Regions from separate parts of the Homo sapiens genome. Here region 2 is linked to region 1. A link is a contact called in ENCODE Hi-C or POLR2A ChIA-PET data. All regions are on one chromosome and are shown on one strand. The core of a region is the stretch at or near the end of the contact, and the rest is flanking DNA. Distances in the headings are between cores, read along the strand shown.

Evidence for each region. Hi-C counts contacts between places; a loop is a spot of excess contacts on that map. ChIA-PET counts read pairs that join two places held with the same protein, here RNA polymerase II (POLR2A). Pooled maps may share reads with other maps.
Region 2: a pooled map shows a loop between it and region 1 (5-fold over the local background). The contact joins the promoter of ZNF287 here to the promoter of UBB in region 1. A Hi-C loop is called at or near these places in 9 of 50 pooled maps. POLR2A ChIA-PET finds 5 or more read pairs at or near these places in 6 of 52 experiments (AG04449, AG04450, HEK293 and 3 more).

Annotation. Positions count from the first base shown.
Region 1 is chr17:16,378,820-16,382,756 of GRCh38, forward strand. It overlaps UBB (ubiquitin B), which reads left to right and starts at 2,272. Exons shown (of 2, transcript NM_018955.4): 1 at 2,272-2,365; 2 at 3,083-3,921. The coding sequence starts at 3,089. The coding sequence ends at 3,778. It overlaps LOC124903937 (a long non-coding RNA gene), which reads right to left and starts at 527. Exons shown (of 2, transcript XR_007065643.1): 1 at 1-527. RefSeq lists an enhancer at 1,972-2,251.
Region 2 is chr17:16,567,432-16,571,368 of GRCh38, forward strand. It overlaps ZNF287 (zinc finger protein 287), which reads right to left and starts at 1,773. Exons shown (of 6, transcript NM_020653.4): 1 at 1,521-1,773; 2 at 1-498. The coding sequence starts at 300. RefSeq lists enhancers at 836-1,337, 1,338-1,837.

The DNA of each region.
Region 1 (3,937 bases), core at 1,022-3,521:
CTCCTTGCAGGACGAGTGGCCACACCCAGGGTGTAGGGAAACCCGTTGCTTGGTCCTAGCTGGTTAACCTCACCCTTGCACAACAAGCACGTCAATGGGAGCAGGATCAGCTACTTTCTTGTAGGTGAATTCCCGTTTTTGAAGTGGGGTTTCGGCTCCCTAATCTGCACTTTTTTTTTTCCTACCAGTTTGGAGAAACAGCTGGGAAGAACTGGATTTGCAGGTATTGCTGGAGCCAGAGCGAAGCCCGGCCACTGTCACCATGGGCTCCAGCCTCGCCTCTCTGGGCCTGGTGGTGAGCGGCTTCAGCAACAGGTTTCCGGTCCCCGCAGAGGGTCCCACTCTGAACTCCCGATTTACAGACTGTTCTCGGGCCGTGATGAGGATTAAGACAATGCAACTAAGAGCACTCTGACTACAGAAGCATGATTTAAAGCTCCACAACCCTGCAATAACCACGAAGAAAAATAAAAAGCGGCTAGTCCGCCAGGCACGGTGGTTCATGCCTGTAATCCTAGCACTTTGGGAGCCCGAGGCAGGCGGATCTCCTGAGCCCAAGAGTTCAGTAACAGCCTGGGTAACATAGCAAGACTCTGATCTAACAACAAAAAAAAATTAGACCAGGAACAGTGGCTCACATCTGTAATCCCAGCACTTTGGGAGGCCGAGGCAGGCAGATCACCTGAGGTCAGGAGTTCGAGACCAGCCTGACCAACGTGGTGAAACCCCATCTGTACTAAAAAATACAAAAATTAGCCAGGCATGGTGACACGCACCTGTAATCCCAGCTACTCAGGAAGCTGAGGCAGGAGAATCGCTTGAACCAGGGAGGTGGAGGTTGCAGTGAGCCACATCACGCCACTGGCCTTCAGCCTGGGTGACAGAGTGAGACTCCGTCTCAAAAAATAAATACAAAATTAAAAAGCCAGGCGTGGTCCACGGTCCCAGCCACTTGGGAGGCTGAGGTGGCAGGATAACTTGAGCCCTGGAGGTCAAGGCTGCAGTGAACGGTGATCACACCACTGCACACCAGCCTGGGGACACAGCCAGACTTTGTCACAAAAAAGCAAAAACAACTGGCCAGTGTATGAGGGGCTCGTGTTTTTTGTTTGTCTGTTTGTTGAGACAGAGTCTCACTCTGTCGCCAGACTGGAATGCAGTGGCACATTCTCGGCCCACTGCAATCTCTGCCTCCTAGGTTCAAGCAATTATCTGCCTCAGCCTCCCAAGTAGCTGGGATTACAGGCGCCCGCCACCACGCCCGGCTAATTTTTTTGTATTTTTAGTAGAGACGGGGTTTCACCACCTTGGCCAGGCTGGTCTTGAACCCCTGACCTCATGATCCACCCGCCTCGGCCTCCCAAAGTGCTGGGATTACAGGCGTGAGCCTCCGCGCCCGGCCAGGGGCGCGCGTTTTTAAAACATGGGAGAGGGAATTGTGCTTCACAATCACCATCAGGTGTCTCGATATCGGGTGCCACGCCGTCCCGCTTCTGAGGCGCGGCGGCCCACTTTGGCAGGCCGAGGCGGGTGGATTACCTGAGGTCAGGAGTTCGAGACCAGCCTGACAAACATGGTGAAACCCCCGTCTCTACTAAAAATACAAAAAATTAGCCGGACGTGGTGGCGCATGCCTGTAATCCCAGCTACTTGGGAGGCTGAGGCAGGAGAATCGCTTGAACCCGGGAGGCGGAGGTTGCGATGAGCCGAGATCGCGCCATTGCACTCCAGCCTGGGAAACAAGAGCGAAACTCCGTCTCAAGAAAAAAAAGGAAAGACCCCCCCTCCTTCTCCCGCCGGAAATACCCTCTTTCAGGACGGCGCGCCTGTGCGGCGCACGCGCGCTCAGTTACTTAGCAACCTCGGCGCTAAGCCACCCCAGGTGGAGCCCAGCAACAACAGAGCCACCGCGTCCCCCACCAATCAGCGCCGACCTCGCCTTCGCAGGCCTAACCAATCAGTGCCGGCGCTGCAAGGAAGTTTCCAGAGCTTTCGAGGAAGGTTTCTTCAACTCAAATTCATCCGCCTGATAATTTTCTTATATTTTCCTAAAGAAGGAAGAGAAGCGCATAGAGGAGAAGGGAAATAATTTTTTAGGAGCCTTTCTTACGGCTATGAGGAATTTGGGGCTCAGTTGAAAAGCCTAAACTGCCTCTCGGGAGGTTGGGCGCGGCGAACTACTTTCAGCGGCGCACGGAGACGGCGTCTACGTGAGGGGTGATAAGTGACGCAACACTCGTTGCATAAATTTGCGCTCCGCCAGCCCGGAGCATTTAGGGGCGGTTGGCTTTGTTGGGTGAGCTTGTTTGTGTCCCTGTGGGTGGACGTGGTTGGTGATTGGCAGGATCCTGGTATCCGCTAACAGGTACTGGCCCGCAGCCGTAACGACCTTGGGGGGGTGTGAGAGGGGGGAATGGGTGAGGTCAAGGTGGAGGCTTCTTGGGGTTGGGTGGGCCGCTGAGGGGAGGGCGTGGGGGAGGGGAGGGCGAGGTGACGCGGCGCTGGGCCTTTCCGGGACAGTGGGCCTTGTTGACCTGAGGGGGGCGAGGGCGGTTGGCGCGCGCGCGCGTTGACGGAAACTAACGGACGCCTAACCGATCGGCGATTCTGTCGAGTTTACTTCGCGGGGAAGGCGGAAAAGAGGTAGTTTGTGTGGTTTCTGGAAGCCTTTACTTTGGAATCCCAGTGTGAGAAAGGTGCCCCTTCTTGTGTTTCAATGGGATTTTTATTTCGCGAGTCTTGTGGGTTTGGTTTTGTTTTCAGTTTGCCTAACACCGTGCTTAGGTTTGAGGCAGATTGGAGTTCGGTCGGGGGAGTTTGAATATCCGGAACAGTTAGTGGGGAAAGCTGTGGACGCTTGGTAAGAGAGCGCTCTGGATTTTCCGCTGTTGACGTTGAAACCTTGAATGACGAATTTCGTATTAAGTGACTTAGCCTTGTAAAATTGAGGGGAGGCTTGCGGAATATTAACGTATTTAAGGCATTTTGAAGGAATAGTTGCTAATTTTGAAGAATATTAGGTGTAAAAGCAAGAAATACAATGATCCTGAGGTGACACGCTTATGTTTTACTTTTAAACTAGGTCAAAATGCAGATCTTCGTGAAAACCCTTACCGGCAAGACCATCACCCTTGAGGTGGAGCCCAGTGACACCATCGAAAATGTGAAGGCCAAGATCCAGGATAAGGAAGGCATTCCCCCCGACCAGCAGAGGCTCATCTTTGCAGGCAAGCAGCTGGAAGATGGCCGTACTCTTTCTGACTACAACATCCAGAAGGAGTCGACCCTGCACCTGGTCCTGCGTCTGAGAGGTGGTATGCAGATCTTCGTGAAGACCCTGACCGGCAAGACCATCACCCTGGAAGTGGAGCCCAGTGACACCATCGAAAATGTGAAGGCCAAGATCCAGGATAAAGAAGGCATCCCTCCCGACCAGCAGAGGCTCATCTTTGCAGGCAAGCAGCTGGAAGATGGCCGCACTCTTTCTGACTACAACATCCAGAAGGAGTCGACCCTGCACCTGGTCCTGCGTCTGAGAGGTGGTATGCAGATCTTCGTGAAGACCCTGACCGGCAAGACCATCACTCTGGAGGTGGAGCCCAGTGACACCATCGAAAATGTGAAGGCCAAGATCCAAGATAAAGAAGGCATCCCCCCCGACCAGCAGAGGCTCATCTTTGCAGGCAAGCAGCTGGAAGATGGCCGCACTCTTTCTGACTACAACATCCAGAAAGAGTCGACCCTGCACCTGGTCCTGCGCCTGAGGGGTGGCTGTTAATTCTTCAGTCATGGCATTCGCAGTGCCCAGTGATGGCATTACTCTGCACTATAGCCATTTGCCCCAACTTAAGTTTAGAAATTACAAGTTTCAGTAATAGCTGAACCTGTTCAAAATGTTAATAAAGGTTTCGTTGCATGGTAGCATACTTGGTGTTTT
Region 2 (3,937 bases), core at 523-3,022, 190 kb after region 1:
GATGGTCAGGAATTGCTCCAGCACCAGCAGCTCCAAAATTTGTTCCTTTGAGTGAATCTCAGGTCTCAGCCACTTAAGGCAGAGCTCTCGGAGTTGACTCAATGCCTTTCGAGGACCAGCCAGGTCTGGGTATGGAAAATTCCTAAAATTCTGTCGACAGGTCTCAGTGTCACGCAAGAATCTTGAAGTAAGGATTTCCTTCTCAACATTGTAGGGTCCACTCTGAGCCTTGTCTGACTTCCACCTTAGAAGGATTTGAGAACGTGAAGAACTGTTCATCCTCTTGCTTGAGGCTAACATTGCTACAGACAGGAGAGTCAATCTGGCAATATCCTTTATTTCTCCAGTAGTGAGCCAACTGCTTGAAGTCTCATGCTAGAGTCACAAGGACACTATATCAAAGGCTGCTGCAGCCGAGGGCAGAACAGAATCAAGGTAGAGTTAGCAGCCTTAGTGACAAATTCTGAGCCCAGAACTTGCAGGGATGGATAAGAGACCCTGAAACACAAGCATGGACCACAAGGTCAAGAATCCCTGGTGTACTCTACTATACATATACACACACAGAAACAGACTCGCAGTGTGCATAGATGAACACACATAAGCTTTACCTTGTCTTCCTCCCCTATATCCTTAGACTTGTAAGGGAACTGCCATCTGCTTGGGGTTGGTGGGGGATGGAGCTGCTATTAAAAAGGTAGTGTCAGAGGCAATGACTCGAATCTAAGCCAAACAACAGATTAAACCTCTAACCTGTTGTAACAAAAATTAAACATTTTTATAGAGAAAATAGTTTCATTATTTTAGTCACTGATGTTACAGAAGCTGTAATGACTGAACGGACTCTCAACAATAACAAAGTGAATCTGTTACTTGGAAGAAACTAGGAGAATTTCTTCTTAATACAGTGCTCAAGGTTCCCAAGGGAACTGTCAGGGGAAAGGGCGAGCCATTTATCTGCGTTGCATGTTAATGCCAGCCGATTCTAGCCTTTCACTATCAGAGGGTTGGGAAGACCAGCGGGTTGGACTGGAAAAGAGTGAAGAGGTTGGTGTGACTTCAAGTCCTTTAAGTGCTTCTATAGGAGACAGTTCTTTAGGGATATATTCGAAACCAGGATTCTCGAAGGAAACCTTAGAACCGGCCTGATCTGGAGGAGAACCGACACCACCTCTCCCCAGGCTCCAGCTCCGAGCCCTGCTGAGGCACAGTCGTGCCACCAAAGACAACTGTTTACAAGGCCCTGCGGAGGTGATGCGACAGCCTTGCCTTGCCTCCTGTCGCCTCCCCTTCCCGGCCAAGTCCCTCTGCCTCTTACTCCTCTTCAGCCGCAGGGTCGAGGTCGAGGGCAGCGGGGGAGTCGGGGACCGTGCGACGCGCAACGCTGGGACTGGGCCCACAGCAGCCTCCACCCCGTCTTTGCCCTCCCGCAAGCCACGAGCACGGGAGCCCGCGCGTGGACGGGCTCGGGCTGTCACTGATCGCGCGGACACTCGCGCGCTGCGCCCGGACATCAATACCTGTCGCTGGGACCCGGCCGACGGGCAGCCGGAGCGGCCCTAAGGCCACAGGCAACAATGGCGACGCTGGCACAGGCGCCTGCGTGGCGGGCTCAGTCCCGAGCGGCAGCGGATCCTCGGGCTCCGCCACTTCCCTTCCCCGCAAAGCACAGAGTGTCCCGGCCAGGAGCTGCACGTTCCAGCCCGGTCCTGAGAAGCCCGGCCCAGAAACCCCGGCGCCTCTGCTTAGCCGCGACCTCGCCTCGGCGTCACTGCGCATGTGCGCCAGAGGAACGCTGCGCGCCCGCAGAGCCAATCGGAGCCCAAGCTGCCGCCTCCCCCTCCCGCGCCTCTGGCCCTGGACCTGTCTCCATGGCAACCTCCTCCACCCATCGCTCTGACTTGCTTGTCAGCCTGCGAGGTTCCGAAGGGAACTTCAAAGTTTCCCCGGGCAGACGCAGGTCTGGTAGACGTCTTGGAGGCCAGGGAGGTGCCAGTAGCTGGAGGAGCGCCGGGAGTTGAAGCCCCGCGCCAACTACGCAGAGAAAACTGGGCGCCAGATTTCCTAGAGGAAGAATGGGCAGGGAAGATGTGGGTCTAAAGGCAGAAAGACTTAATGTGCGGTTTCGGGCTTTACTGTGCATACATACTAACTGTGAAAGGTTTTCACTTCCTCCTCAGGAATTTGATTCTGAGACTCTCAGATTGGGGGAAAAAAACCCATGTTCTTTCTTTCTTTCTTTTTTTTCTTTTGAGACGGAGTCTCGCTCTGTCGCCCAGGCTGGAGTGCAATGGTGCGAGCTCGGCTCACTGCAACCTCCGCCTCCTGGGTTCAAGTGATTCTCCTGTGTTCAAGTGATTCTCACTTGAACTTCCTGGGTTCAGCCTCCCGAGTAGCTGTTATTTCTAAGAGACACAAAACAAAAATACATAAAACACTGGAAAAATAAAAGCATAGAAAAACATATTCAAGGTGTTCCCGTTATCTACTGTTCTATTAACAAACCACCCCAAAACTTAGTGGTTTTGAAGGACAATCACCGTATTATGCTCATAAATTTCATGGTGAGGAATTTGAAAGGGGAACTGAGTGGGTGGGCCTTTGCCTCATTATGTCTGTAGCCTCTGTTGGGATGATTTGATGGCTGGGAGGGCCCGCTTCCAAGATGGCTTTTCCACTCACATGTCTACTGCTTGGGAGGAGATGGGCTAAAAGATGAACTCGGCTTGTGTTTGACCAGAGTGCCTCAATGTGGTCTCTCCAGCATAAAGGACTGAGGGCAGCTGGACTTGTTACATGGTGGCTCTGGGCTCCAAGAGTGAGCATTCCAGTGAACAAGAGAGAAGCGCCATGGCCAATTATAACATGGCCTTGGAAGTCACCTAACACCAATTCTGTCAGACTCTTGGTCAAAGCAATCACAAGCCTACAGAGAATCAAATGGAGGCAGAATCCTGTGAGGGTGGAGGAGGACTGTCAAAGACTCTTAATATCACCACACCAGGAAAATTTTAACAAAAAGAAAGTTGGACCGGGCGCGGTGGCTCACGCCTGTAATTCCAGCACTTTGGGAGGCCCAGGCAGGTAGATCACCTGAGGTCAGGAGTTTGAGACCAGCCTGGCCAACATGGTGAAACTCCGTCTCTACTAAAAGAACAAAAATTAGCCTGGTGTGGTGGCGCACGCCTGTAATCCCAGCTACTCAAGAGGCTGAGGCAGGAGAATCACTTGAACCTGGGAAGCGGAGGTTGCAATGAGCTGAGATTTTGCCACTGCACTCCATGTACTCCAGCCTGGGCGACACGAGCAAGACTCCATCTCAAAAAAAAAAAAAAACAAACTTGGGGAGTGTGATGGTCTTTTGATGTGTCAACTTGGCTAGGCTACAGTCTCTTGCTATTTAAGTAAACACGAATCTAGGTGTTGCTGTAAAGGCATTTTGTAGATGAGATTGAAGCCCATAAACCCAGTTGGACTAAGTAGCATGGGAGATTATCCTAGATAATTTGGGTGGGCCTGATTCAATCAGTTAAAAGCTTTCAAAAAAGAACCGAAGTTTCCCTGATGGAGAAGAAACTCCATCAGCGTACCACAGCTTCCAGCCTGCCCTTCCTGATGGGGTGCTCTTATGGACTTTGGACTCACCTGGTCACCCCCTCAATCGAGTAAGCCAACTCTTTGCCACAAGTATCTTAAATATCTACTGGTTCCGCTTTTTTGATTGAACCCTGACTGATACAAGTAATAATTCTAATATCTGATAAGCTAGAATTTGAGAAGATTAAAAGGGAATAAATAAGAGTGCTTGATGGAAAAGATATATTTATCATAAATATACAGCATGTCCCTAACACTAAGGCCTCAAAACATACAAAGCAATAGCTGACATACCTGTAGGGAGGAAAACATAAACCAACAACCAAAGCTGGAAACTTAA